Regions from separate parts of the Homo sapiens genome. Here regions 2, 3, 4, 5, 6 and 7 are each linked to region 1. A link is a loop called in an ENCODE intact Hi-C map of the cell type or tissue named here. Cell type or tissue: heart right ventricle. All regions are shown on one strand.

Evidence for each region. A loop is a pair of places that touch in the nucleus more often than their neighbours do. Peaks named below come from ENCODE experiments on the same cell type or tissue, not always from the same donor. Only the 100,000 strongest peaks of a DNase experiment are listed, where the experiment ranks them.
Region 2: it touches region 1 in a loop (23-fold over the local background); 35 of 110 quality-filtered maps call a loop at or near these places.
Region 3: it touches region 1 in a loop (11-fold over the local background); 19 of 110 quality-filtered maps call a loop at or near these places.
Region 4: it touches region 1 in a loop (3-fold over the local background); 40 of 110 quality-filtered maps call a loop at or near these places.
Region 5: it touches region 1 in a loop (4-fold over the local background); 34 of 110 quality-filtered maps call a loop at or near these places.
Region 6: a loop joins it to region 1, with 5 times the contacts of the local background. A loop is called at or near these places in 35 of 110 quality-filtered maps.
Region 7: it touches region 1 in a loop (3-fold over the local background); 2 of 110 quality-filtered maps call a loop at or near these places.

The regions. Positions count from the first base shown.
Region 1 is chr4:74,930,544-74,934,543 of GRCh38, reverse strand. PARM1 (prostate androgen-regulated mucin-like protein 1) reads right to left here and starts at 1,428. Exons shown (of 4, transcript NM_015393.4): 1 at 1,174-1,428. The coding sequence starts at 1,216. RefSeq lists an enhancer at 495-544 and silencers at 655-704, 1,285-1,594. In heart right ventricle, CTCF peaks have their summits at 1,400 and 1,599 (motif pointing left); DNase peaks (open chromatin) are centred at 323, 717 and 1,533; H3K4me3 peaks cover 1,864 bases; H3K27ac peaks cover 1,439 bases.
Region 2 is chr4:75,115,955-75,119,954 of GRCh38, reverse strand. No RefSeq gene overlaps it. Among named protein-coding and RNA genes, the nearest start is that of LINC02562, 33 kb to the right of the region's middle. RefSeq lists a silencer at 1,642-1,936. In heart right ventricle, a CTCF peak has its summit at 1,725 (motif pointing right); a DNase peak (open chromatin) is centred at 1,744.
Region 3 is chr4:75,054,353-75,058,352 of GRCh38, reverse strand. The region is part of intron 1 of LOC107986289 (a long non-coding RNA gene); the gene reads left to right. Among named protein-coding and RNA genes, the nearest start is that of LINC02562, 28 kb to the left of the region's middle. In heart right ventricle, a CTCF peak has its summit at 1,895; no DNase peak of the experiment used is centred here.
Region 4 is chr4:75,488,020-75,492,019 of GRCh38, reverse strand. RCHY1 (ring finger and CHY zinc finger domain containing 1) reads left to right here. Exons shown (of 9, transcript NM_015436.4): 5 at 87-131; 6 at 238-296; 7 at 383-409; 8 at 1,319-1,439. Among named protein-coding and RNA genes, the nearest start is that of RCHY1, 24 kb to the left of the region's middle. In heart right ventricle, a CTCF peak has its summit at 1,653 (motif pointing right); no DNase peak of the experiment used is centred here.
Region 5 is chr4:75,287,988-75,291,987 of GRCh38, reverse strand. No RefSeq gene overlaps it. Among named protein-coding and RNA genes, the nearest start is that of LINC02483, 64 kb to the left of the region's middle. In heart right ventricle, a CTCF peak has its summit at 1,989 (motif pointing right); no DNase peak of the experiment used is centred here.
Region 6 is chr4:75,470,970-75,474,969 of GRCh38, reverse strand. No RefSeq gene overlaps it. Among named protein-coding and RNA genes, the nearest start is that of RCHY1, 41 kb to the left of the region's middle. In heart right ventricle, no CTCF peak of the experiment used is centred here; no DNase peak of the experiment used is centred here.
Region 7 is chr4:75,326,201-75,330,200 of GRCh38, reverse strand. No RefSeq gene overlaps it. Among named protein-coding and RNA genes, the nearest start is that of LINC02483, 26 kb to the left of the region's middle. RefSeq lists an enhancer at 225-726. In heart right ventricle, no CTCF peak of the experiment used is centred here; a DNase peak (open chromatin) is centred at 1,890.

The DNA of each region.
Region 1 (4,000 bases):
AGTAGAGAAAATACGCTATAGTTTCAAGTTGGGAAACTTTTCCTTATAACTGCATTACCCACTGTGAGCTGCCTGAAAACCGCTAGCTTCTTTTCAAGGGATTGCGACGACTCGTGTCCACAACTGTAGGAACCCGACGAACTCAGAGGGAGGATATACAGACTAAAGCACGAGTAGAATCGGTTTGCGCTATGTGACTTTGGGTCACATTTAAACTGAAAATGCCAGTGGCCGCGCAGTCGGGCTACTTTTCCCAGCAGCACCATATCCACAGCCAGTTGTCCCTTTTCGGGAGACGTTTTCTGGAAAAAATAGGTACCTGAACTCTAGATTCAAAGCGTCTTTCTGAATCTCTCCCCGGTCCCCGCCAAGCCGAGCTCAGTCATCTGGCTCCCCTCTTCCCCATCCCCGCTGCCAGAGGTCGTCGCCGTCTGTGGTCCCGAAACCCGAGAGTGGCTCCTACGAAGCCTTTCAGAGGTGGTGCAGGGGGAGGGGAGAGGATGCTAGTTTAGCCAAGTTAATAGTTTCTTCTATGGGATACGTTTTTGGGGAGTTCTGGGGCAGAAGGTAGCCTTGCTACCCCCAGTGACGATTGCGAGCCTGACCAAGGCCGGGCCGCTGCTGTTAGTGCCACATCATCCTAAGCATAACTAGGAAGGGACGCCGGAGATCAGAGACCGCCAAGACTCGAGAAAGCAAACCAGCCCCGCCAGGCGCGCAGCCGCTGCTGAAGCCTTCCCAGATGCGAACCTCCCACCCCCACTTCCCCGGCTTTTTCATCCCTTCCAGGGCCCAACGGCAACAAGAAGTCTGGTCCCGTACTTTGGCAGAGTGCGCTCCGAAACCCTGGTGAAGAAAGAGAAGCCTTGAGGCGCAGTCCGTGTTGCCCACTCTGGGTTCGAACACGCAGCTAAGACAGCCACCTGTTCTACAAAGCTGGAGTTTGTGCGGGCGCGGGCTGCGGCAGGAAGGACCCCATCGTCCCCTCCCTCAGTACGGTTCGGGACCGCCAAAGGTGCACGTCACCCCAAATCTAAGTGCGCACACACCTGCGCACTCACCCGGAGGCGCGCGGCGACTCACTGCCGGATCTCCTAGCTTCAGCCCCGACCACGCGCTAGCTACTGGGGCCCACCCCGCGACCTGCCCTTCCGGGAGGATGGCGCCAATTACCTGCAGTTAAGATGCAAAGAGCGAAGAGAGTCTTGTAGACCATGGTAGCCTGGTATTTGGTGCCCAGCCCGGGGCGGGCGGCAAGGAGTTTGCGGACTGACAGAGCGCACTGGGCGCTGGTAGCGACTCCTCTGCCGGGTGGGCTGCGGTGGGAGCCGGGAGGCGCGAACAGCTCCAGTGGAGGGCGCGAGGCAAACGAGGCGAACGCAGCGCAGCTCCGTCAGCTGCGTGCCCTCCGGTGCTCCGCGCTCTTCTGCTCCATCCCAGCCGCCCGAGCCCGGGGCCGCCTCCGCCTCCGCCGCCGCCGCCGCGCCTGCCGCTGCCAAACCCCTCCCACCCGGGCCCCGCGGCGATGACTGGGCCACCCCCTGGCCTTCCTTCTCTCAGCCCTCAGGTCCCGAGAGCCCCGGCCCAGAGCGGCCTCTGCTGGACAGTCAAGACACGAGACCCTGGGTTCAGCAAATGTTTGCAGCGCCTTGCACTGTGCTGGGAACTAGGGATGCAAAGAAATGTGAGCACATCTCTGCCCTTAGGAATCTAGCTCAGCTTTTCCTACATGAGCTTACAGCCTTTAAAAAGGTGACCTTATGCCATTTTAGGAGTTCCCTCGGAGAACCGGCACATGTTCCAAGAATGAGGACCTTCTTCATTTGTCAAAACACTTCTGCGTGTACATCATTAAACCCTCATCCACATTAAACCCGGCTGAGCTTCCTGGGGCCCGAACCAGGATGTCTGCCGCTGCATTCAGCTTCTTACTAGAAGAAAATACTGTCGGGGGGATAACTAAGCCAGACACCCTACTAGGCGTTGTTTCATGAATCCTTCTAAGAATTATTATTATTCCATTTTACAGGTGAGAAAATGAAGGCACAGAGAAGACAATGTTCTCAAGGTCGCATAACTGGTAAGAATAGTTTGTGCACTAGGCCCATAATAAAGGCTGACGTTTCCTGAGTGATTGCTATGTGCTAGGCACTGGACAACGTGCTGTTCAGGAATCAACCAAGTCATTTAGTTCTCACAACAATCCTTGGAGATTATATCCTCGTTTTCAGGGGAGAAAGTAGAAGCACAGAGAAGTTTAACTTGCCCGAGTTCACACAACTCGCAAGTAATGATAAGATGCCTGCCCAGGCACCCCGCTCAGCCTCTGTACTCTACTCCCTCTCAAGAGCCCAAAGCTTCTCCAAAGCCTACAGATTAGAACTGACCTTTCATTCAGTTCCCTCCCTGCTCTTGCTACACTTTAGGCTTGCTTAATTCTCACACTTCGATCAAAGCAGATGCCAGGTTCTCTCCCAATTCTGTTATTAATGAACCTATTGGTCCCCTAGTCACTAGAGCTGGGGCACTGCAGGAGTTAACAAGCCTTTGTAAAGAAATGATTTGCGTGGAAGGCAGCTTTCTTTTTTCTGTAATATCTTCTTCATATGCCATGGGCTCTGTTCTCACTTCTTTCTCACATACCAGAAGCTGACTCTAGGAGTCCTGAGCACCTTATCTATGGTCAATTCCTCTGCCTGACTCTATCACACTACCACTTGTAGATTTTGCTCACACTTCCACAACCAGATTAAATTTGGATCATATTTTTTTCTCTTTGTTTTGGTAAATCTAGTAATTTCTGTTGGAATGAGAAACAAAAAATACTCAGACCAAGTGCCCATCCCCTCTCCATCCTCCCTGGCCAGATAAACTGCAAATTCAATTTGTTCAGCATGTTCTCTGAATGCTTTTGACTTCAAGGCCCTTCCGGTTTCTAGGGTAATCTATGTGATTAGGAACAATTTCTGCATCTGGGTTTTGGTTGTCATGGATGCAGGGACCACACACAGATGGAGTTATGCAGCGACATTCTATCAGGCATTAGCCCCTTTAAATAGGGCAGGTTAAGTAAGTGACTCTATGGCAGAAATATAGGTTTTTGAAGACCACTTCACAGAAAAAATTTATTCAATTGAAATTCAGCAAAACTTGAAGGAGTCTTTCTGGAGTGCGAAGCATGTGCAACTCTAACCTTGATATCTAAGATAATGGTTTGGTACTCAAAGAATCATGACCCCTACACACTAATCAGTGAAAATTTCCAAAACTTTTCTATTGTACGCAGGATAGAGTTGAAATAATTTCTTTGATTAAAATAGTTCATTTTAATTGCTGATTAAAAATTTTAATTTATTAATTAATTTAGTCAGAGCATATTTAATCACTTATTTTACGCCAGCCCTTATGCTAGGCAATGGAAATACAATGGTTGTAATAGCCAGGGTAGTGTAGGTTATGCTGCTGTAACAAACCAGCCCAAAGTCTCCCAAGCTTAAGCGATAATGGTTTATTTTTTGCTCATCAAAGTCTGCTATGGATCCAGGTTACTCCTCAGAGTAGCTGTCCTCAGGATCAGTGTTGTACCGCCATATCGAAACCTGCTTTTGTTACAGTAGGTAGCTAGATAGGCATGAGTGGGGCAGCAGAGGGCTCCCCCCACACCCCACCAGGAAAGTCAGGTAACCATCATGTGATGGCCAGGCAGTTATTAACTGTCTCTCTAAAATAATAATTGGTTACAGCTGGCACGAGGGACTGACCATCTCCCCATAAATAGGGAACACATGAAACTGGTAATCAGCAGCTTCCAATAAGATCTCAGGAGGTGGGTGACTGAACTCAAGCATGTGCATTAAGATGCAAAATGGTGGAGTTTAACTGGTATATGACCTTCTGGGGGCATTAAAGCAATGCAAGACGCCAGAAGTAGACCAGCATGTAAAACCCTAAGTGCAAGGTCAAATGGGGCACTTGACGTCCAAGATGCCCTCTTAGGCCT
Region 2 (4,000 bases), 190 kb before region 1:
TAATATTTGCTTTATATACATGGGTGCTCCAGGATTGGGTCCATATATATTTCAAATTGTTATATCCTCTTACTAAATTAACCCCTTTATCATTATATAGTGACCTTCTTTGTTTCTTCTTATAGATTTTTGTCTTGAAATCTGTTTTTTCTCATATAAGTATAGTAACTCCTTTTTTGTTTGTTTGTTTCCATTGGCATGGAATATCTTTTACTATTCCTTTAGTTTCAGTCTATGTGTGTCTTTTTAGATGAAGAGTGTTTCTCATAGGGAACAGGTCATTGGTTTTTTTATTTTATTTTTTTTAAAACCCATTCTGCCACTTTATGTCTTTGGATTGGAGAGTTTAGTCCATTTAAATCCTGACATTTTGTTATTTTTTTTCTGATCATTTTGTGGTCTTCTCTTTTTTCCTTCCTTCCTTTCTTCCTTTTAGTGAAGGTTATTTTCTCTGGTGGTATGATTTAGTTTTTGGCTTTTGATTGTTTGAATCTCTTACATGTTTTTTGACTTGAGGTTGCCCTGAGGCTTGCAAATACTGTCTTATAACTCATTATTTTAAGCTGATAACAAATTAGCACTCTTTCCATAAACAAACAAGCAAAAACAAAACTAATAAAAACTGTACATTTTAACTTTGTCCCCTCACTTTTTAACTTATTGTTATTTCTATTTGTATTTCATGGTACTTTCCATACCATAGTTGTTATTTTTTATTGAAGTTCATCATGTAGCCTTTTTATTAGAGATAAAAGTATTTTACACACCAGTTACAGTATTATAATATTCTGTGTTTTTCTGTGTACTTACTATTACAACGTGAGTTTTGTACTTTCAGATGATTTGTTATAGCTCATGAATATCCTTTTTTTTTTTTCTGATTGAAGTACTCCCTGTAGCATTTCCTGTTGGAAAGGTTTTGTCTTCTCTGACTGTGTATTTTTCAATAGCCTGTCTTTGAGCTCACTAATTCTTTCCTCTGCTTCATCCATTCTGCCATTAAAGGACTCTGATGTATTCTTCAGTGTGTCAATGCATTTTTCAGCTCCAGAATTTCTGCTTTATTCCTTTAAATTATTTCAATCTCTTCGTTAAATTTTTCCAATATGAATTCTGAATTCCTTCTCTGTGTTATTTTGAATTTCTTTGAGTTTCCTCGGCATCGCTATTTTGAATTCTCTGTCTCAAAGGTCACTTATCTCTGTTTCTCCAGGATTTGTCCCTGGTGCCTTATTTAGTTCATTTGGTGAGGTCATGTTTTCCTGGATGGTCTTGATACTTGTGGATGTGCATCTGTGTCTTGGCATTGAAGAGTTATGTATTCATTGCAGTCAGTGCAATCTGGACTTGTTTTTTCTTTTTTTGAGACGGAGTCTTGCTCTGTCACCCAGGCTGGAGTGCAGTGGCGTGATCCTGGCTCACTGCAAGCTCCGCCTCCCAGGTTCACGCCATTCTGCTGCCTCAGCCTCGCAAGTAGTAGCTGAGACTACAGGTACCCTCCACCACGCCAGGCTAATTTTTTGTATTTTTAGTAGAGACAGGGTTTCAGTGTGTTAGCCAAGATGGTCTCGATCTCCTGACCTTGTGATCTGCCCGCCTGGACCTCCCAAAGTGCTGGGATTACAGGCGTGAGCCACCACACCCTGGCCAATCTGGACTTGTTTGTACTTGTCCTTCTTGGGAAGGCTTTCTAAGTATTTGAAAGCACTTGAGTGTTGTGATTTAAGCTTCATCGGCATTAGGGGGCACCCCAAGCTCAGTAGTGCTATGGTTCTTGCAGACTCATAGATACTACTTTGGTGGTCTTGGACAAGATCCACAAGAATTCTCTGGATTACCAGACCGAAACGCTTGTTCTCTCCCCTTACTTTCTCCCAAACGAATGGAGTTTCTCTCTCTCTCTACTGAGCTGCCTGGAGCTGTGGAGTGATATAAGTACCCCTGTGGCTACCACCACTACGACTGTGCTGGATCAGAGCTGAAGCCAGCACAGTACTGGGTCTCAGCCAAGGCCTGTGAGTGGTTACATCCAATACTGTAACCACTCCCTGGTTATAGTCTAGGTTCGCTCATGGCCCTGGGGCTCTACAATCAGCAGATGGCAAAGCCAGCCAGGCCTGTGTCATTCTTTCCAGGGTGGCAAGTGTCCCCAGGCCCCAGATGGGTCAAGAGGTGCTGTCCAGGAGCCAGGGACTAGAATCAAAGACCTTAGAAGTCCACCTGGTGTTCTAATGTAGTGTGGCTGAGCTGGCACTTAAACCACAAGATGCAGTCCTTTCCTCCCCTTTTCAAAGGCAGAGGAGCCTCATCTCATGGCCACTGCCACCACAGGCCCATGAGTAGTACTGCTAGATTACCACTGATGTTCCCTTACGGCCCAGGGGCTCTTCAGTCAGTTTGTGGTGAATGCTTCCTAGCCTGGGACTCACCCTTCAGGGTAGTGGGCTTTCCTCTGTCCCAGGGCAGGTTCAGAAATGCCATCCAAGAGTCAAGGTTTAGAATCAGGGACCCTAAGAGCCCACTTGGTGCTCTAATGCTATGTCTGTGACGGTGCTGGTACCTAAAGTTTAAAATAAAGTCTCCTTTAGTTTTCCCTCTACTTTTCTCAAGTAGAAGGAGTCTCTTCCTGTAGCCACCAAAGCTGGGAATGTGCTGAGTCTCACCTGAAGCCAACAAGTGTCAAGAGTCTTATCCAAGGGCCGTTGTATACTACCTGTGTATCACTGCTGATTATTCAGGGCCCAAGAGCTCTTCAGTTAGCAGGGGATGAATCCTGCCAGGACTGAGTCCTTCCTTTCAAGGAAATGGGTTCTCTTCTGGCCCAGAATGTGTCTAGAAATCTCATTTGGGAGCTAGGGCCTGGAAAGGGAGCCTCATGGCTCTGACTGGTGCCCTATCTTGTTGTAGCTGAGCTGGTATCCAAGGAGCAAGACAAAATCCTCCCCACCCTTCCCTCTCCTCTCCATGAGTGGAAGGAAGGGGTGTCTTTTGGAGTTGCTGTCTGTGCAGCCTGGGCTTGGGTGAGGGGTAGAGCCAGCACTCCCTTAGCCACCCTGGCTGCTCTCTCAGTAGGTTATATGCCCCACTAAGTCCACTGGCTCTGAGCCCAGCTCATCAATAGGACTCATGTGGGATTTGCAATCCTTGTGACTTAGACTGTCTTTCACATTTATTTAGGGCCCCAGAGCATTTTAGACCATGAGGAGAGGCTTGCAGGAACTCAAGTTTCTACCACTGGGATATGTGATTCCTCTTTGACTAGGGCTGATTTAAATGCACTCTCCATGGGTGGGTGTCAGCTGAGTTTGTTCTGGTTTTGCTTTCTGCTATAATGAAGAGGCACTGAATGCAATGCAATGCTTCAAAACTGCTGTGCTCTCCCTTTTCCAAGTGCTCACATTGTCTCTGCACCACACTGTCACTGCCAGGGGATTGGGTAGGGGTGGCATTGGTGATTCAAAACTGCTTTTCCTATCTCTTCTGTGTGTTTTTTTGGTCTACATTTCTTTTTATTATTATTATTATTATAATACTTTAAGTTCTAGGGTACATGTGCACAACGTGCAGATTTGATAGATAGGTATACATGTGCAATGTTGGTTTGCTGCACCCATCAACTCATAATTTACATTAGGTATTTATCCTAACCCTATCCCTCCCCCAGTCCCCCACACCCCAACAGGCCCCAGTGTGTGATGTTCCCCGCACTGTGTCCAAGTGATCTCATTGTTCAATTCCCACCTATGAGTGAGAACATGCGGTGTTTGGTTTTCTGTCCTTGTGATGGTTTGCTGAGAATCATGGTTTCCAGCTTCATCCATGTCCCTGCAAAGGACATGAACTCATCCTTTTTTATGGCTGCATAGTATTCCATGGTGCATATGTGCCACATTTTCTTAATCTAGTCTATCATTGATGGACATTTGGGTTGCTTCTAACTCTTTGCTATTGTGAATAGTGCCACAATAAACATACGCGTGCACATGCCTTTATAGCAGCA
Region 3 (4,000 bases), 120 kb before region 1:
TCTTTCAGTCCTGCCATTTGGCAGGTCCTGAGTTCTTGTCCTGCGTCCAGGAAGAAAGAGGTATGTAGACAACTGGAGGGTGAACAAAGCAGAGAGGAGCTTCATTGAGAGGCAGAACAGCTCTCAGGAGACCCACAGTGAGTAACTCCTTTCCACAGGCAGGTCGTCCCATTGAGTGTCCAGCTCTCAGTAGAGCGGGTAGCTCCTTTCCGCAGGCAGGTTGTCCCGATATCTGTTGGATGCTGGCTGAGTCCAGGGTTTTTATACGCTCAGAAGGGAGGCAGTGCTTGCTGATTGGTTCATGGACGACCATGGGTGGGCCTGGAAAAAGTATCATAAATTCTCACTCCTGGCCAGGGACTTCACCCGGAACTGTCCGGCCCCCAGGCCTCAGGTCATCCCTGGCTTGAAGATGGGGTTTCACCAGGGACCCACCCTTTTCAGCCCAGGAAACTGTCTGCCTCCTGCCATCAATAGGCCATCCATGGTGCCCAGGCTGTTCCTGCCAAAGGGTGCTGGCACGCCCCAAGCAGCCCTCAGCACTCCTTCATCCTCCCTCCCATGCTGGTTGGTGCCCAAAGTCCAGAGGGGCCTGAGGTGGCAGGGGCTAGTGTGTCAGTGCTGCCCTGAGCACGTGCACACCCAGCCAGGTTGCAGCAGTGCCTGCCTGGGCTTGGCCGCAACTTTGCGCCAGCCCGGAATGGGCACCAGGAGAGGGAGCAGGCACTTTCAAGCCTGTTGGGGGAGGGAACTTCCTGGACCCCGGAAAGCGCAGTGATGCCTCGGTCCAGAACCATGGCTGGGCGGCGCCCGGGAATGCGGGTCTCCTGTCCCACCAGCTGGATAAAGGGTGGGGCCCCCGCCTGTTCCCAGCCTTGCCAGCTCCTCCTAGCGCAGCCCCGGCCATGCCTCCCAGGCTGCAGTTAGCATCCCCACAAGGGGCTGCTCCAGACAGGCCAGTGCCGTCATTAATAAAATGGGGATAAAATACCTATCTTTTAGGGTAATTGTGAGGATTGAGTTGATCTTGGTAAAACACTTAGAATAGTATCTGGCACATAATAAGTGCTCAGTGAATATTAGCTTTTATCATTATGATTAATCAGATTCTACTACACTGTGGCTGTGTTCAACTTGAATGTCTCAGTTTCCTCATCTGTAAAATGAGGAAAATCATTTATCTTACATGGCTATTTTATTTGGCAATAATATGCTTTATTATTTCTAAATGAAATATTTTATTATGCTGTGGATCTAATGAAACAACATTTGTAAATTTGCTCTGTGCCAGGTACTATTCTAAGCATGCTGTTGGCATTGATTCATTTAACTTTCATAACAGCCTAATAAGGCAGATGCCATTCTGATCCCCATTTTACAGATGAAGAAACTGAGGAAACAAGAGGTTAAACAATTTTTTTCAGGGTCACACAACTGGTAATTAGCTCAGCCGAGATTCAAACCCCGACACAGTAGCTCCACCGTAGTCTAAGTCTATGATGACTACACTATGCTATGTATCTAAAGCAATAACATTTGTAAAGAACCTGCCCAGTTCCTGACATAGAGAAGAAGCTTAGTAGATGTGAGCACTTTGCCTATCTTTTCAATAAATACCCTTTGAAATTCTCATGGAATGCAAAATGATATAAATTTTTCAGCTGGCCTACATGGTTTACTAAAATGTCCACTTTTAAGTAATAGTGGCATCCCTGTACTCTTGGAAGGCACACAGAAATATATGAACACACCTCTCTCTGATTAGGCCCACCTTGGATCATCTTTTCTGTTGACACTTAGGAGTTTCAGTTAGCAAGACATCAACATGCACTCATGTGTGTGCAGTGATATCCTGCAGAGCAGCTGTCAATGATGACAGTTTGGAACAGAACAGCTGGAGGGCAGACCTGAGTTTCTAATGACTGAGAAAAAGTCATGGAAATAAGGCAGCCAAAGGGCTCGTGGCTGACAGTGGTGCGCACCTCCCCACGTTACTGTTCTGGGTTTCTTAATGGGGATGCTGTAAAAATTGTAGGTGGTACAATTCCGGGTTGTGCAGGACTGTCCTGAACAAATCAACCTAGACTATTTCTTTCTCTGTAGCATTTGCAGCATCCTTGACTCCCAGATACTAAATGCCAGTAACTACACCAGTCATAGTAACAACTAAAAAACACAACTAAGAGATGCTGCCACACTTTGTTGCCCTGGGGGAAGATGTGGTGTTATCACCCCTATTGAGAACTGCATCCTGTGGGGCCTTTTGGATTTACCAGGCTTATGTGTAGAAGGTGTGTCTTACGTATTATCTCCCTTCTCAAAATTGGGGGCAGTATCCCAGCATTAGCACCACCTGGGAGGTTATTACAAATGCAAGTCTCAGACTCCACCTCAGAACTATGAATTAGAATCTGCATTTTAACAAGATCTCCAGTAATTTGCATGCGCATTAGAGTTTGAGAAGCATTTCCATCCTAGGTAGAACATGGATTTTGGAGTAAGAAGGTCCAGGGTTAAAATTCAGTCTCTGACTCTTACTAGCTGTGTAACCATGGGAATGTCACTTAACCTTTCTAAGCCTCAGTTTTCTGCTCTCTGAAAAGATCTTAATTCCTCATGTGTAGGCACGTAACAGGTATTCAACAAATGTCATTTCTCTTCTCCTCTCCAACCTTTCATCAGAGAACATAGTCAAGAAAACCACTTTAGCTCTTTGGATATCATTAGGGAATTATTACCATAGGACAGTGTGGCAAGATAAAGAAAGATGACTACTTTCTCTCTTTTTCCACAGTTAAAGACACACTATATATCAAGTTCCAGTTGTGGCATTGCTGGGCATGGCAGATACTCGAAGAGGGGTTGATCTGGGTGTGACCAGGATTAGAAAAGGCCAATACCCCTGGTTCAAACATGTCAGTTAGGAGGAACAAATCAAATTCCCAGATGAAATCTGGGACTGATGGCAAAGGATAGATCTTCACAGGGAGAGCCCAGAGAACAAGTTCAGGCCCAGGAAGTCAGTCAGGCAGATGGTGGGGCACGAGAATCAGAGAGACATCTGGAAATAAGGAAGAGAGGAAACACTTATCAGGACGCTCTCACATCCTTTGGCCTTATCCTCTTCTTGCTCCTGGTGTACCCCGCACATTGCTCTACCAAGGTGCCCATTATACACTACAGAATCTTAGATTGGACTGTTTCATTAACAGATTCAAAGCATTTTGAAGATGAGTTTTTGAGAGGTCATGTCTTGTTTTATTGTTTCACCTAAATATCATATGCAATTTCTAAGAAAGTATCTGGAATGTGTAAAAGAATACTGTTTGTTAAATGATTGAAGGGATGAGTGAATGAATGTTTTGCTTCCAACACTGTAATTTCCATCAGAGGCCATTCCTTAGAGAAATCTATGGGGCTTTTAGGAGAGCAAACATTGAGACTCTCTGTGAACAAACACATCCTTGTTGGTTTCAACTCCCATTGGCCTGTAATCAGGTAGCAGCCTGGATTTCCCACTGCCACCTGTCTTCTTACATCCAGTGTCTCAAGCCTATGCTTCTCTATAGGAGAAACCAAAGGAAAAAGGATATAAAGTTGTCAGAATTTTCAGTCTACCAGTTTTTCTTTGCTCATGGTTTTGGCTATGGTTAGATTGAGAGTCTGTTACTTTTCAAGGACCAGCTGCCTAAGTTTCTAGGAGATCAAGGAGGCTAGGAAAGAATGTTTGTGCCTTTCTTTACTGAAAAGCCACCTGCCAGCCCCCTGGGATTGCTCAGATGGTCAGTGCCCCAAATTCTTGCTCAGGGATTTACCTGAACTCTCATAGATGAAGCAATGAAACTGGCCTATAGGAGACAGACATGAAATCCAGCCTCTCCACCCTTTGGAGGAGAAGCCAGCAGGTAGGTTACACTGGAAACCCTTAGAAGGGGACAGGTAAAGGCCTCAGGTTGTGTTCCCTTGAGTAGAGCTGCTTGATGAACTTGGCTCCTTTCCA
Region 4 (4,000 bases), 560 kb before region 1:
TTTGTTAATTTTTATTATTAATATTTTTATACCTGACATTTTAATCTAGTTAAGCTTTTGTTAATGTGAATTTCTCTTTTAAACAGTGTATTGAAAATGTGTCCCGACAGAATTGTCCAATATGTTTGGAGGTAGGCTTAAAATATTTTTTACTTTGGAAGTCTCAGCTCTTGAATTTAAAATACTTGGATGTTTATATTGTCTTCATACAAGCACTAACATTTATTTCATTTACAGGACATTCACACATCCCGTGTTGTTGCTCATGTCTTGCCATGTGGACATCTTTTACATAGGTAAAGTAACATCTTTTTCTCAATGATGTTTGAAAATAGTGGAGACAGTTTTTGTTTTACTAAAATAATCTTATATTTTCTTTCAGAACGTGTTATGAAGAAATGTTGAAAGAGTGAGTGTTTGGGATTTTAAAAATAATTGTAAGATGTTTGACTTTTTTGTGTGTGTGGTGTGGGGAGGTGGACAAACATTGTTACTTATACTATATTGGGCATGGCAATATTTATATTGAAATGGGTAGGGTAGATGAATATTGTTAAAACAGGACAAAGTGTCTTGGATATAGAACTACACTTTTGCCATATGTTTCTCTTAAATCTTGTCTCCTCCCACAATTTGAGGTAGTTACCTCTTTTTTTTCTGGCCATATATACCAGGAAGTGCAGTTTTTGCCAGATGCAGTTATAGTGTTGTAAAAATGCTGAAAAATATTGCCAAAAATTTGTTAGGTTGTTATATTGGCCAAGTATAGTAAACTAAAAGAAAGTAGGTGAAGTGATCATTAAAGCTAAGACTTTATTAATGGAAAAGATATTAAAATTAGATGAAAATAATTGAAAAGAGAAGACTGTATTTTGGTCCTACATATTGATGAGCAAAAATGTGAAGAGCTAGAGAGAGCATTCTTTTTTTCAAATTTTTAGAAAGGAAATAATATCTGAATAATTTTAAACAAATACAGTCTCTTTACATGAGTGTATTAAGAAATTAAGGTTGTTTAGATAAGGAGTAGCTTAATTAGTTTATAAAAATATATGAAGTGTATTCTACAAAGAATATGGACTAATTCCTCTCCATTTTAGAGTACTGAGGAAAAAGACTTAGTTTTAAATAAGTATACAGGAATTAATTTAAAAGTTTTATAGTGTGAAAGTTCCCAGGTTCCTAAGAGATTATCTTGAAATGGAGGAAAATGCCTGTTTTGAATGGTTCATGTGGCAGTTAGCCTGCATCTTCTTGTATACCTGAATTAATATATTCTTGTTTAATATTTGGAAAATAACCTTTCTATCTCTTTCAGAGGCTACAGATGTCCATTATGTATGCACTCTGCTTTAGATATGACCAGGTATTGGAGACAGCTGGATGATGAAGTAGCACAGACTCCTATGCCATCAGAATATCAGAACATGACTGTGGATGTGAGTAGAATCAATACTTAAAACTTTGTAGACTCCTTGTTGGCACTCTTATTTTTGCCCTCCTGCTTGAATTTGCCAAAAAAAAAATATATATATACTGGTTTGACACAGATGCTAATGTGATGATTAATGGAAAGCACAAAATGATTTTTAAATTTTAGTTAAGTAGCTCAGATCGGGAAAAAAAAAGTCTTAAGAATACCTTTATGTAGTTTTTCCCAACACTAGATGGCAGGCAAAAACTTCATTCTGAATTGTTTACATATTACTTGCCAGAGTCAGTCAGTAATATAACTGACTAGGGTTGGATCACTGGTGGGACTTTTTAAGTACATTTTATTTTTAATTATTTTACATTTTATTTCAGGAGAACATATTTGCTGATTTTTGAGATTACGTTTTGGTTTTTAGTGTTTATTACCCTTTTTATTCCATCTTAGACTTATTTTTATGGAGTGCACACAGGAGACCCCTTTTTCACTTCTGTTGTTCACAGAATCATAAGCAAGGAACAAATTGAGAGATAAGAGTCATAATTACAGAGAAGTCTTGATTCATGATCTTGGGAAAAAACTGTCCACACTAAAATGCTGCTTGCTTCTGGGGAGAAACTTTCCTGGTTAACTTTGTCTTAAGGTCTCTCATGGGTGTCCACTTCCAAGAGTGTGGAGGGTCCCTTCTGAAATGTGAGATAATGAACCTAAGTTCAAAGTCCAGAAGCTTTAGTGTAGGTGGAAAAGGCAGTCTTTCTCTGATGTTGTTCTCAGAGACCCAGTCTCCAGATTCTAGATTGTGAAGGGTTTGATTGTTCTTAGTCATTGGACCATCAAAATTTTCTTTACTTGGTGAAAATACACTTTGGCATAATGCATAAAAGCCTTGCGGCATTTAGTCATATCAGAGTTTGGTAGTGGAAGATACATGAGATTCTATTTATTATTAGGTATACAGGCCTTCCAGTGATTATTTCGTAAGGGGTCAACTTACGTTTTCCACTCCAAGGGGATCTGATTACCATCAATCTGCAATATCTTTGACCAAGGCAATCCAGTCAATTCAGTTAGTTTTGCCTAATGCTATTGTATCTGTAGTATCTTATTTAACTATTTTACAACTTATCCAGTGAAATAAGTACCTGTGTCACTGGAGATTTCTCTAGGAATGTCCCATGAGAGAAACACATTTTATAATAACCTTTTAGGTACTGTAATAGAGTTAACCCTCTTGCATGGGATACCTTCTATACAACCAGAAAACATGCATTCAAAATGACAATTGAATGTAATCCTTCTATAAATACTTAAATGGCCCATCAGGTAGCAGAAATGTACGTGAAGTTTTGATTGTCTTCCCAGGATTATGGTTTCGACAAAGCAAACATTGGTCATAAATTATTTTAGCAATTTAGCAATATATATAAATTTTATATATACATGTAAAATTTGGAATATTTTATCTTTTCCATGATGAGCCATGGAATGCAGACTTTTTTTTTTTGTTTGTTTTAGACAGAGTCTTGCTCTTGTTGTGCAGCCTGGAGTGCAGTGGCACAATCTCGGCTCACTGCAACCTCTGCCTCCAGGGTTCAAGCGATTCTCCTGCCTCAGCCTCCCAAGTAGCTGGGATTACAGGTGCCCGCCACCACACCTGGCTAATTTTTGTATTTTTAGTAGAGTCGGTGTTTCGCCATGTTGGCCAGGCTGGTCTTGAACTCCTGACCTCGTGATCCACCCGCCTCGGTCTCCCAAAGTGCTGGGATTATAGGAGTGATGAGCCACCTTGCCTGGCTGGAATGCAGAACTTTTAATAATGGAAGCTTTAAGGATTTAGGAAGGGCCAGGTGGCTGTCCAGGTTCTCCATGAGTCCATGCTTAACATTGGATTTGTGTCCTCTTAAATACCAGGTTAGGTGCCTACCACTGATAACTGAAGGGTTATTATAGGTAATTTGACTTGGATTGTGGAATTGATTGAAATCTAAACAATTTCAGTACTGGCTGCTTTAGTGTGAAAATCTGGCAAAGTATTTTCTTGGTATTCAATCAATTTTTATCCTGCTTGGGTTGGCAGTTTTATAAACCAGTCAGTCTCTCCATTAGAGTTCTAGGAATTGTTATCCAGTCCAAGTCCTAAAGTTGTCAGAAGTCTATATTTAAGAGAGTTTGTCAGGGTCCTTTTCATCCTTTCATGAACCTCCTTGAAGACACAGTACTGTAGGATTTTGCTTGCTTGTCTAGTTTTCAGAGAAACTGCATCAGAATTAAGCAGTTAACTGTGGAAACAACTTAAAATGGTTATAGTTAAAGACATGATTGACAAGGAAATTTGGTTATTTCTGTGGCCTGCAATAACACAGTAACCATAATTAAGACTGATAGCATATACCCCGACATAAAGAATTTTAGAATCTCATATAATTTTGGAATAAATCTTAATAAAAATATAACACAAAGGTTAAATATCATTTCTTATTTGACAGTGCTTCCTATGTAATTTAACAGATCAAATAATCATTTTTTTCTCTTTTGAATACCGCAGGGGCCCTTTGTAGCATGCCAAAG
Region 5 (4,000 bases), 360 kb before region 1:
TCATGTCCTTTGTAGGGACATGCATGCAGCTAGAAACCATCATTCTGAGCAAAGTATCACAAGGACAGAAAACCAAACATCACATATTCTCACTCATAGGTGGGAATTGAACAATGAGAACACTTGGACACAGGGTGGGGAACATCACACCATGGGGCCTGTCATGGGCTGGGGTGCAGGGGGAGGGATAGCATTAGGAGAAATACCTAACGTAAATGACGAGTAATGGGTGCAGCAAGCCAACATGGCACATGTATACCTATGTAACAAACCTGCACGTTGTGCACATGTACCCTAGAACTTAAAGTATAATAAAAAAAATTAGAGAGAGAGAGAGAGAGAGTGAAAGGCAATAGTCCTAAAATCCTCCCAGCACTGGGCTCTGTGCTCTGCCTGACTTCTTGGCTGCCTGTCCTTTGGACACCTGAGTTTGACAATGTATTCTGCTTTTGTTTAAGCTATTTTGACTTTGGTTTCTGTCACTGGCCATTATGAGACTTGCCTTCTAAAAGAGCAATATATACTTGTTTATTTATATTTTGGACATAGCTTTAGTTTCATTTAGTGTCTTTTTTTGTTTTTAGTAGGAATTTGAGGGAGTAAAAAAATGGAAAGAAAACCAATGATGATGTGAATATAGAGGCCGCATCATTTAGGCAGTATTTAGTCTTGCTCATAGGGATCACCTTGAAGCTGGAAGTTATAGGACTGAGAAATACCTCGAGTTAGCTACCATCAAACTTTCTAAAACCACAGAACCCTTTGAAATACTATCCAAGTTTACACAACTCAATTCATGATAAAAAATAAAAAATAACAATTTGCTAAAACCTTTATCCAATATAGTCCCTTGAAAATCTTGATTTACTAAAAAATGTGAAAAAAGGAAGAAGGAATTATTATTACCCTCAAGTAAAATATTGATGGTGGTTAGAAGTAACCAGTTAATCATCATGGAACCCTCAGCAAACTCCTTCCAGACCCATATGTGAGGGCAAAGAGGTTAAAGAATACAATTTGAAACCCATGGCACTCCTGGATATGGTCCTAATCAGAAATCAGCAGCTCTTGCTTTCAGGGACTTAATTCTATCCCTGCTTTGCTCAACCCTCTGCCTATATACAAAAATCAATTGCAAAGAAATGTATTCATATATGTGCAAAGCACAAGTGTTCAAATACTTCTTTCTGTCACAAATTCTGAGTCTAATCTTACTAATCAATGTGCATAGGTCAGTTTCTCACAGGTGTTTCACTGGAAAGCTGTTGGCAACCACATAGCCATCAGGGGATCCAGGAAGGTCCGTTTTCTCTGTGCTCACCCCATGTCTTTGAATGCAAAATGAGGTGTAGGCTATCAAATTACTTAATAGGTCATGTAATCCATCACTGCTGTTTGAAACCCTCAATTATGTACAATTATGTAGAGTTTTATGAAACTATGGAGATGTAAGGCAGAGGGAAGAAAATCCCCTCTGATGTAAATGCAAAAAAACGACAGGTCATGAGATTGTAGGTGGCCTGGGGAGAATCAGGCATTTCTAACATGTAATGGCTTGTGGGAGAGGATTAGGTGTCTGATCTTATTTTCAGAGCAAACATGCAGGAGCAGCTGCATCATGCCGGCTTCAAAGGCAAACAGGCAGCTCCGTGACTAGGCCCACACCGGGAATGTCATGGTACTAATGACTTCCATTCACTCTTAAAATAACATAACAACTTCTTCCTGAAGTTGAGCTATTTGATCCTCTTTCCCATCGTTGTCAGGAGACTGAGATTTGTCCTGTGGGAGGAGCATGATGAGTCCCATGCCAAGCGATGAGGCCAGGGGAGCTTGTTTGCAGAGGTATCTGCATTCCCCACTTCCTGTTTATTGGTGTCCTTCAAGTCCCTGTACCCTGGGTCTGTGGCTCCAGGCTTCTCAGAGCAAGAGGCCCAATGCCCTGCCTATGCCCTGAACCCTCAGTCTAATGCACTCAATCTTGGCTTCCACTTGGGGGCAGAAGAGAAACAGTTTACCGTACATTGACTCATTAAATTGGATATTTTTGGTTGGTAACTGGCAATACCCCTTTGGCCATGAACCAGCACCTCTATATGTCAGTCATTTCAGTTGGAAGTTCCAAATGTAATGCAAACTGTTGTAAGCAAAAGGAGATCTTTTAAAAAAAATTATTTAGGGAAGGGTTCATGGGTAGACTTTTAGTTAAAGCTAAATCTAGGGATAAAAAATAATGCCACTAAGGAGATACCACAAGAAGAAGGGCTGGATGCTGGCCAGGCCGAAATAATAGATGCCCATCACTGTCATATCCTACAAAAAATGAATGAACAAGACCGACAAGAGCTTAGAGCAGAGTGGGGATCCACATAATGCACAATTGCAATGTGGCATGAGAAATATTAAGATGGAGAATTACTATGATCTATAGAGCACATGGGAGGAGCACCCAGCCTAGTTGAGAGCAGCGTAGGGTCAGGGAATACATGCGATTCCAATGTATACTTTACAGAGTAAATGGCATTGAAGTAAAGTGTGTGTTAGAATTAGATGAGAGGTGATTAATGAAGAAGGGTGAGGGCAGAGAGTGATGAGCATCTTCTTTCTCACATGTAACTGCCAGGTCATCCATCTAAGAGTGATAGTGTTTTCTAAATAAGAAATAAAGACACATTGTGTCAAAGGTACAAACATATTTAGAGAGATGAAGACTGTGCCAAGAAATTTAGGCTGTATCATCACCATCTCTTTTCCCTCTGCTCTTCTCTTAGGAAACTAAACAGCCAGTCTCATAAGTGGGCCCTGCTCTCAGGGCTGAAAGGGAATGAAGAAATTGCACCAATAGTTGGTCAGATGCTTTTCTTATTTGCTCAGTTAATCCTCACTACCATTCCATGAGGTCAGTACTATTTCCAATGTATAGACATAGATGAAATAAAATAAAACGGCCAAAAACAACCTAGGAAACAAAAAACTCCAAGCATTTAGAGACTTAAGTAACTTAAGATCACGCAGCTAGTCAGTGTAGGAGCTGGGGTTCAAACCTTGTTGTGCCTGGTTCAGGATACCTGATTCTATTACTCTGTCTCTAAGGAAATATTCTAAATTTTATTGGAGTCTCTTGGAGCTCTAATTTTGGTTGTTTAACTAACATGAGATTCTAATCATAAAAATTTAAATTCTGGTAGGTAGAGAGCCATTTTGATATTTTGAGCAAACCAGTTGGAAAGGTATCCACCTATTCAGTCAAAGCATGATAATCAATGCTGCTTGCCTTATTCTCTTTCCTCTGGCAGGAGTTTTCTGGCAGGAGTTCTCAAATTGTACGCCACTATATTTTGCTCAGTATGAAACTGAGCGCTTAGCTTCCCTTGAACAGAATTACACATCCATTTACTTGCCATAGCTTCATAATGGATAACATACATCTTTCTCCCCCCATCACCTTGATTTTGGGGATGGGCCATATGCCTTGCTTTGGCCAGTGGATGAAGTCAGCTTTGAGATGAGCAGATGCTTGAAATGTGCTTTGTGATTAGATTTGCTTCTCTTGCATTCTGGTGATCTGCCACATGAAGAATATGTTCCCTTTTTCTGGGACCTAAAATATGACATCGGAGCAGACCTACAACCCACAGTCTGGAGCAGTGCCCGGCTGACCTGAAGCAGGAGGAAGAGCTGCTCAGCCAAGCTCGCTCGGGCTACATTAGTCAAACTGCAGCTTCCCTGCCATCCCAGAAGCATGTGTATAAATGCTTGTAATTGTAAATTGCTGAGTTTGGGGAAGTATTGTTATATAGCACTATTATAGAAAGAGCTGGATAATGTTATCAGTGAATAATGTTACCTTTTACCACAACCGAGTATACTTACCACCTTGAAAATTTCAGTCAGATATAACTTTGAGCTCAGAGGGTTGTGGGGTGCATATAGAGTATAAGTGAGTATAATTTGCTATTACTGTAAGCTAAAATGGCATTGAAAATCTTTTGAACGCTTA
Region 6 (4,000 bases), 540 kb before region 1:
CCTTTTGTCCTTTGTTTGTTCTTATACATCTGTTTTTGTTCTCATACCAACCTAGTCTTCCTACACTCAGCTTCACTTTCTCCCTTATTATCCATCCTGCCAAATTACTTTTCCTAAGCTTAAATGTGTTACAGTTTTGGTCAAAATAATGTACAGTTTCCCCGCTGTGTATCTGACTAAGCCTAGATTCCTCATTTTTAAGTTTTTACAAATATTGTTCCAAACTTTTCAGTTTTATTTTTCATTATTTCCTTATGTATATTTCTTAAACATGCCTCTTCTTAATTTTTGCACCTTGCCTTGGCACATATGCTTCCCTCATGGAGCAACCTTTCTTAAGGAAAGGTTGTGAGAAACCTGCCTATTCTTTGTGTGTGTGTGTGTTTTTTTTTGAGACAGAGTTTCGCTCTATTGCACAGGCTAGAGTGCAGTGGTGCAATCTCGGCTCACTGCAACCTCTGCCTTCCGGTTTCAAGTGATTGTCCTGTCTCAGCCTCGCGAGTAGCTGGGATTACAGGCACCTGACACCACACCAGGTTAACTTTTGTATTTTTGACAGGGTTTCACCATGTTGGCCAGGCTGGTCTCGAACTCCTGACCTCAGGTGATCCACCCACCTCAGCCTCCCAAAGTGCTGGAATTACAGGCATGAGCCACCGCACCTGGCCGGAAACCTGCCTATTCTTCATGGACCAGCTCAGGGTTTACTTTCTTTACTATCAACTACTACTAACTATGCCTACAAATTGGATAACTTAGAAGGAATGGATAAATTCCTAGAAACATACAACCTACCAAGTCTTGATTCAAGACTAAATCAGGAAGAAATAGAAAATCTGAGCAGACCAACAAGTAAGGACATAGAATCTAATTAGTCTCCCATCAAAGAAAAGCCAGGAACAGATGACTTCATAGTGGAATTCTACCAAACATTTAAAGAAGAGCTAATAACAATCCTCAAACTCTTCCAAAAAGTTGAACAGGAAATACTTCCAAACTCATTTTATGAAGCCAACATTACCCTGATACCGAAGCCAGACAAGGACACTATAAGAAAAGAAAATTACAGGCCTATATCCCTGATTGTGAAAGGAGACTGGCTTGGAATGTTAATGTTAATGAATGTTATATAATGAATGTTAATTAATATCCAGATTCTTTTGTAACCTCTCTCTCTTCTAAACTCTATAGTACTTTGTACCAGTCTTAAAGGACTTAACCATTTCCTTTATTGTGGTTGAATTTTTCCCATTCCCTTCCTCATTTCAACAATGTATAAAAACAATTTATTTAAAGCTTACCATTGGATAAAACTGCAGGGCGGAGCTACAGTTGTGACCCTGAAAGCCCTCTGGCAGTTGGCTTGTGGAGGACAAACATAGGAGATAACAGTGTGATGAGAGCTAAGGTGGGCTGTGGAAGGACACTAACCCAGTGGGAGTGGGGATGAGAAAAAGAGCCTATTACTTTTTGAGGACAGTGATGGAGCCTTCATCTCTTGTAGTACCTTGCTTTATAGATACTAATAAGAATTTGTTGAATTTCTAGTGAGTTATAAAGCATAATGTGTTCCACGTTTTCACCATATGTAAGGATGTGATTAGAAGGGTGAGTGTATGTACACACATGCACAAAAATACAGAAATGTTTAATCTAGAACATATTGATTGAAATGTGATGGTATCACACTTTCTAAAACTAGGACACATAGGGATTAATTAAGTCATGCTGGAATCTGGTTGTTTGATTCCCTTATTTCATTTAACAAACATTTATTTTGCACCAATTATGTACAGAGCTGGGTTATTACAAAATGAGACATAGAGTGACCTCAAGTTGTTCCTGCACTAGGAGAAGTGGATGTGTCTGATAGAAAGTGCTAGAGGAATGCATTGACTGATTTCTAACATCCATGTTATGTGGCTCAATAAGTAAGGGGTTTTTAGAAATTGGCTGTTGATAACTTTTTGCCTTGGTTCTGCCACATAGGTACCGCAAAGGTATAGTCTTTGGGAGGTGTGTAAACCTGTGACTTATGTATTCTGTATTTTAGAATAAGTAGTCAAGCTTAAATTTCTGTAGATGTCAATTAGCAAAGAGGCCCAGTCTGTGATATGTGATACAATCGTTCTTGACCAGATTTTGTCCTTTAGGCATGCCAAGTGTTTAATCTTGTAAACCTCTGATCAAAGTGTCAGGCTGGTTGCACTTTTATTTTTCCTAAGGCAAACAACATATGTTCAAATTGGAGTCAAAACTTCTTGTAATCACCCACCTCCTTCCAGCTATTCTGTCCCATTTTCACTCTGTCCTTTTCCTCATCTTACGTATTCTATTTTTCTAGAGTCAGAGAATTCAGAACGAGCTAAGAATGGCAAAAAACAGTTTAGCCTGTCTAGAGGCTGCTGTAATTCCAACCATTGCCAGTAGAATGGGCTTAGGTGGGACTTGGCCATTGACTTCATATTTTACAAATGTATGGGGACACTGAGGAGCTGAGCCTGCCTGAGCCTGCAGAATCTTGACACGCAGGTACGGTTCTGGGTCTTCTCTCAGGGCCTGGTTACAACATCAAAAAATTTCTTTTGGAAACCTATCCTGATTGTCCTGGACTATTGTTCCCCATCCTCTCTCCCCACCTCCTACTTGGCATCCCAGCAGCATCTGCTTGAATCTATGACTGGGATTTATTACATTCTGCTTGCTTAGATTATTTACACACTCATCTCCTTTGTTGAATTCTGAATTACTTTAGAGCACTTAGTACAGTGCCTGATAATTGAACTCAATATGATCAGTGCCTTCTCTTAAAGTTTTAAAGGGGTATAATCCTCTTCTGGAGTTTTGAATCAAGTTCTGAATCAATTGTGTAGTAGATATGAGAGTCAGATATTGATGATAAAGCTGGAAAAGAGATTGTGGCTTGGAACCAAGGCCAAACTGAGTTTGTTCTTCCTTGCTCTAAATTGAACATACCCACATAGTCGCTGACTGAAGACCTTCCTCCCCACAGGGTAGGATCTACCCTGGGGAAGGGAGGAGTGAGTTTAAGCACTGCAGCTGCCTGGGGAAAGGCTAGATCCTAGAAAGGGGCCTAGACCATGCATATGCAATGCCTTTTTCCCCAAATCTTGCCAAGTTATTCCCTTGTCTGATGGGGTGGGATGAATGGTGGAGCCCTGAAAGAGGGAGGCTTTCTTTCCAATACTTCTAAAGGGGGAAGACTTTTCTGTTCAATTAGCTGAGTCAAGAAAATGGAGAAATCCCTCACTCCAAAGACCCTGAGACAGCCCTAGTATTGCCCTGACATCCTATGGATAGAAGGTAATCAGAGCCTGTGGGCCAAAGGTAACTTGTGGAGCATGAGATAAATAACCTCTTTCTGGTATAGATTCTAAAACTGACCTGACCTCCAGAGATAGTTGGCTGTGGCATCAGGCAAGGCCTGCCTTCCACTCTGTCATCTCAAGAATGAAGTAATACCAGCCAATGTAAATCTGTGCACTTAAAAAAAAATCACATTGATGTCCTAGGCACAAAGCAGTATTTGTCAGAATTAATCTGTCTCTTTTGACCTCTTTATAAGTTGATATATTTCTTTGTGGTTATTTTATTGTGAAGATTAGTGGATTTAGTTAAAAATAATAGAATTACAGACTCTAAAGCTGGAAGGGAATTAGAGATCATATAGTCCAACTCACTCTGGTTTTGCTTGGCCAAATTGAAGCCCAGCAAACTTCAATTTACTTGTCCAAGTTTTCTTAGAAGGTCTGCAAAGGAAGAGTTTCTCTTTATTTTCTGTATCATTATCCTTTAAGGTTCTGTATATGAATACCTTGGAGGCTGGCATAAATAGGGTGGTCTTCTTTGAGAAACACCTACCCAAATGATACAGCTCAAGAGAGATGATCTGGGATTGGAACAGGAAACAGGAATATGAGAGAAGAATAGAAAACTTGGAGTAAGTAGGAGAGGTATCCTTCCCAAGCTGTACTTCCTA
Region 7 (4,000 bases), 400 kb before region 1:
CAATTATTTTATTTTTTTCATGTGAAATCATAATCTGGGACATTATTTTGGAAGGCATGCCAGTAGCTATTCTTTGGTCTACTCGGCCTCCGCTAGTTTTATTTTTAACCCTCTCTTGATTATTTCTAAACCCCTTAATCATGAAATCTCATTTTCTTTTATTAGGAGGGATTTATTCACAAGGTAGACTCAGACCTACATGCCATTCTTTAATATGTATTGCTGAATGCTGAGATGGTCCCGCAAGCATTAGCAAATGCTTCTGAAACAAGATACACAAAATATGTAGAAAATGAAGAAACTCAAGCCTGAGTACATGATTTGATAAATCAGTTCAGTTTTATAAATGCTGCAGAAATTCTTTTGAAAATAATAGTGACAGCAACAACAACAGGACTGATAACAATGACCTCTGACTGGGTTCCTAGTGATATGTTAAGTGCTGAAGATAAAATAATGAACAAGCTAGCCTAGGTCACTGTTGTTATGAAATTATGTCCCAGTATGGGGGACTATCCCCTTCATGACCACTAATAAGTAGATAAATAAATGAAGTAATTAAAGATTGTATAACCATGATAAGTGCAAAAAAGAGAAGAGGTTGAGATTTAATGGGCTGTGATGGGTGACAAATGCTTTTAATAGAGTGGCTATGAAGAGCTTCACTGAAGATTATCACTTAAGCTAAAACTTGTAGAAAAGAAGGAGTTTATATTTTAAAATGTAGGTAGACATAAATGTGAGGCAGAGAAAATAGCATGTCCAAGGGCCCTGAGGCAGTGAAGAGCTAGGTATATTCAACAAACTGAGAGAAGGCTGAGGAGGCTGGAGCACATTGAGTGTGGAGGAAAAAAATTAGGCTGGAGAGATTTCAGCAGGTCAATTATATTTGTACTGGTTTTACCCTTAAAAACAAGTACCACTTTATTTCCTCCTACCCATCTGTCACTTCCAAATTGTCCTAACTCTTGCCAAGTCAGGGGAATCAAAGAATCAGTCCACCGCAAATACTGTCAGTCTGCCTGACTTTAGTCTCTGCCAAGCAGAGTTGAGGCTGTGAAACTTTTATCTATAAACTCAGTTTCATCTCAAAAACGTACACTAATCTTGACTTCTGGTAGAGGGGTTTTAAGGAGAAATTGTCTGGGACTTTAGGACTCTGTCTCATATTATATTCATTGATGGTCTCACTCTGGTTTTGTGTCTGTTCTGATAAATAGCTTTTGCCTTCTCTTGAAGATCTGGTCTCAAATAATTTGTAAACTCATTCATTCATTCATTTATTCAGTTTGATTGAGGGACCTACTCTAGGCAGGGCATCATCTAAGGCCCTTTAGATACACACACGAATAAGATGGCTCTCTCCTCTGGGTCCTCACAGGGTAGCAGGGGAGGCAGACACTGTGGGACAATGCAGGGAGAGGGAGATCAGGGAACAAGGATAAGCAAACTTAGCCAAACTCAGGTAGCAATACGAGAATAGTAGGGTAGGGAGTAGGGAAGAGCACCTTACAGGCGGAAAAGACAGCAGGCACTGAGGAGGCAAGAAGTAGCGTGGCCTGAATGAAGAACTGTAGGTAGCAACTGGATCCTGGCCACATCTCTGTCACTCCAGGATTTGGACTGAGATTGTCATCCCAGGCATCAGCGATGCACCTGAACTCAGGACCTCTTCCCTGTGCCCGTGTCCCTCATACAGACTTGCTGGCCTTCCGAGCCTGCTGTGGGATCCCCTACTGTAATATTCTGGTCATTTATGAGGGCACTTGTGGCCTTATGCCAATTCGGGCAGCTCTATGATCCCTTGTGGTCTCTTGTGATACTGTTCTGCACTTCCTCTGGCATTTATGGGGAGACTTTCTGACTCCTAGAATGTTCTGTCCTCTTCTTGCTATTTATTAGGTCATCTGGGGGTTGAGTCAGAGGAGCCCTGGCCCTGATTGCACCCCAGAGGAACATTTTCCTTGGCTCTTTGTGGTGGAAAGAACGCAGCTTGCTGGAGGAGGGTTTCCATTGCCCTCCTCTCTTCTCTGCTCTTGTACAAGGCTTGCATCCTTTGAGAGTGACAAAGTCAAAAAGAGTGAGAGGTGAGGAGGACACAGGCAGTTTGACAGCGAAGAGAGCATCTCTGCTTAAGAAAAAAAAACTGGGTTTGAAAGGCCAGGACTAAAACTAACAGTACTGCTTATTCCTGTGTGTCCTACCCACAAAACAAACCAAGAAGATGACCCCTAGGGCACAGTCAGCTGGGTGTAGGGCAGAAATGTGGAGATAGAGAAATTCCAAGGACAACTCTGCAGCAACTGACTTGTACTTTTTTCTTCCCAGAAAGGCCCAGCAGGCAGGAGGTCCTGGAAATAAAGCTCCAGAATAATCACTCTGAAGACAATGCAGCAGGAAGAAGGGACCAGGACCTCCTGAGCAAAGCAGACTTTCAGACAGATTTAAGTGACAATTGATGTTTTTTCCTTTCTCATCAATTCATTTATTCACTGACCCATCCACTCATCAGTCCATTGAACAACAACAACAACAAAACAGATTAGCTTTTGTGCCAGGCACTACATTAGGTTTTGCAAATATTTCTTTTAACAAAAGAGCAAGTTTCCTGAGCTCACCGAAGTGATACACTGAATGCTTGTATGCCTATATGCTTAGAGGAGCAGATATTATAAACAATGGCAGTATAAAATGAGGTAAATAGCACAAACAAGCTTTACCATGTTCATTGGGTACGCACAGCTTGGGCAAATGCCATACCCTGGGATCAGGGAAAGCTTCCTGAGGCAAATAATTTTTAAGCTGAGACCAGATAGCAAAGTGTACACAGGATGGGGAAGAGTGGGCAGGGAAAGTGTTCCAAAAATTAGCAGCAATGTATGCAAAGGCCTGAGAGCAAAGGGATATGACTTTTCAAGGAGAAATCATCCAAGGCAGAATAGTTGATAATAAGGAAAATGATGGCCAGGTTCTGTTGATTATTTCTGAGGATGGAATAAGTATGGGAACACTGCGAGTGAATCTTAGCTTGGTGTAGGAAATGCTGTGGTGCCCACATCAATGCCCAAGACCACCAGTGATTTTAGCCTCAGCTCTGGTAGGCAACTCTATGTGAGCTCATACTCACTGTAGGCTGCTGGAATCCCACCTCAAGCTCTCAACTTGTGTTTTCTTTCATTCTGCCCCAGATCCTTCTTCAGCTGCAGGAGGAGCTTACTGAAGCAATGCAAGAGAGTTAGTGCCCCGGGGCCAAACTTTAGCCAATAGGGATTGGAACTGGTGGATAGATGCTCCACTGTCTTTCAGGTGGCCTATTTTGGGAGGCATTCTGTACCCTTCTCAGGAATTGCAGTGGAATTGAGCCCCTGTGTACACCACAGTGTGCTTGATGATGACCCTTGGCATTGGTGCGCCCTCCTTTATGACTCTCCCAGTCCCTCATTCCTGCTTCCTGGGATCAGCTCCCAATAAGCCACCTGTACTCAAGTCCAACTCTCAGGCTGTGCCTTGGGAAAGCCCAAACTTAGACAGTTGGCCACCTAAGATCAATTACAACTTTCTGTAACTGTTAATTAGATCTTCCTTTTATCAAGTGCTGCATCTTAACTGTGTTCCTCAAGTACTTGTGATACCACCTGCTCTAAAGAATGCTCCGCTGTTCACTCCATTTTTGCAGGTGGGTGAAGCTAAGGCTCAGCCCACCTCAAACTAAGACCAGGATGAAAGCTCAGGACTTCTGATTTCAAATTGAATACGTTCTGGACTGCTTTATTTTTGGGCATGCATATTTCTTCTCAAGGGAATGACTAATACTGTGTGCCCATTCCCTGAGTTTTTTTTGTTTTTTGGAGATGGGGGTCTTGCTATGTTGCCCAGGCTGAACTCAAACTCCTGGGCTCAAGCTATTCTCCTACCTCAACCTCCCAAGTGGCTGGGGCTGCAGGTGCATGCTGCAACATCGGGCCCCATTCCCTGAGCTTTAGTCTACATATTTTGTTAG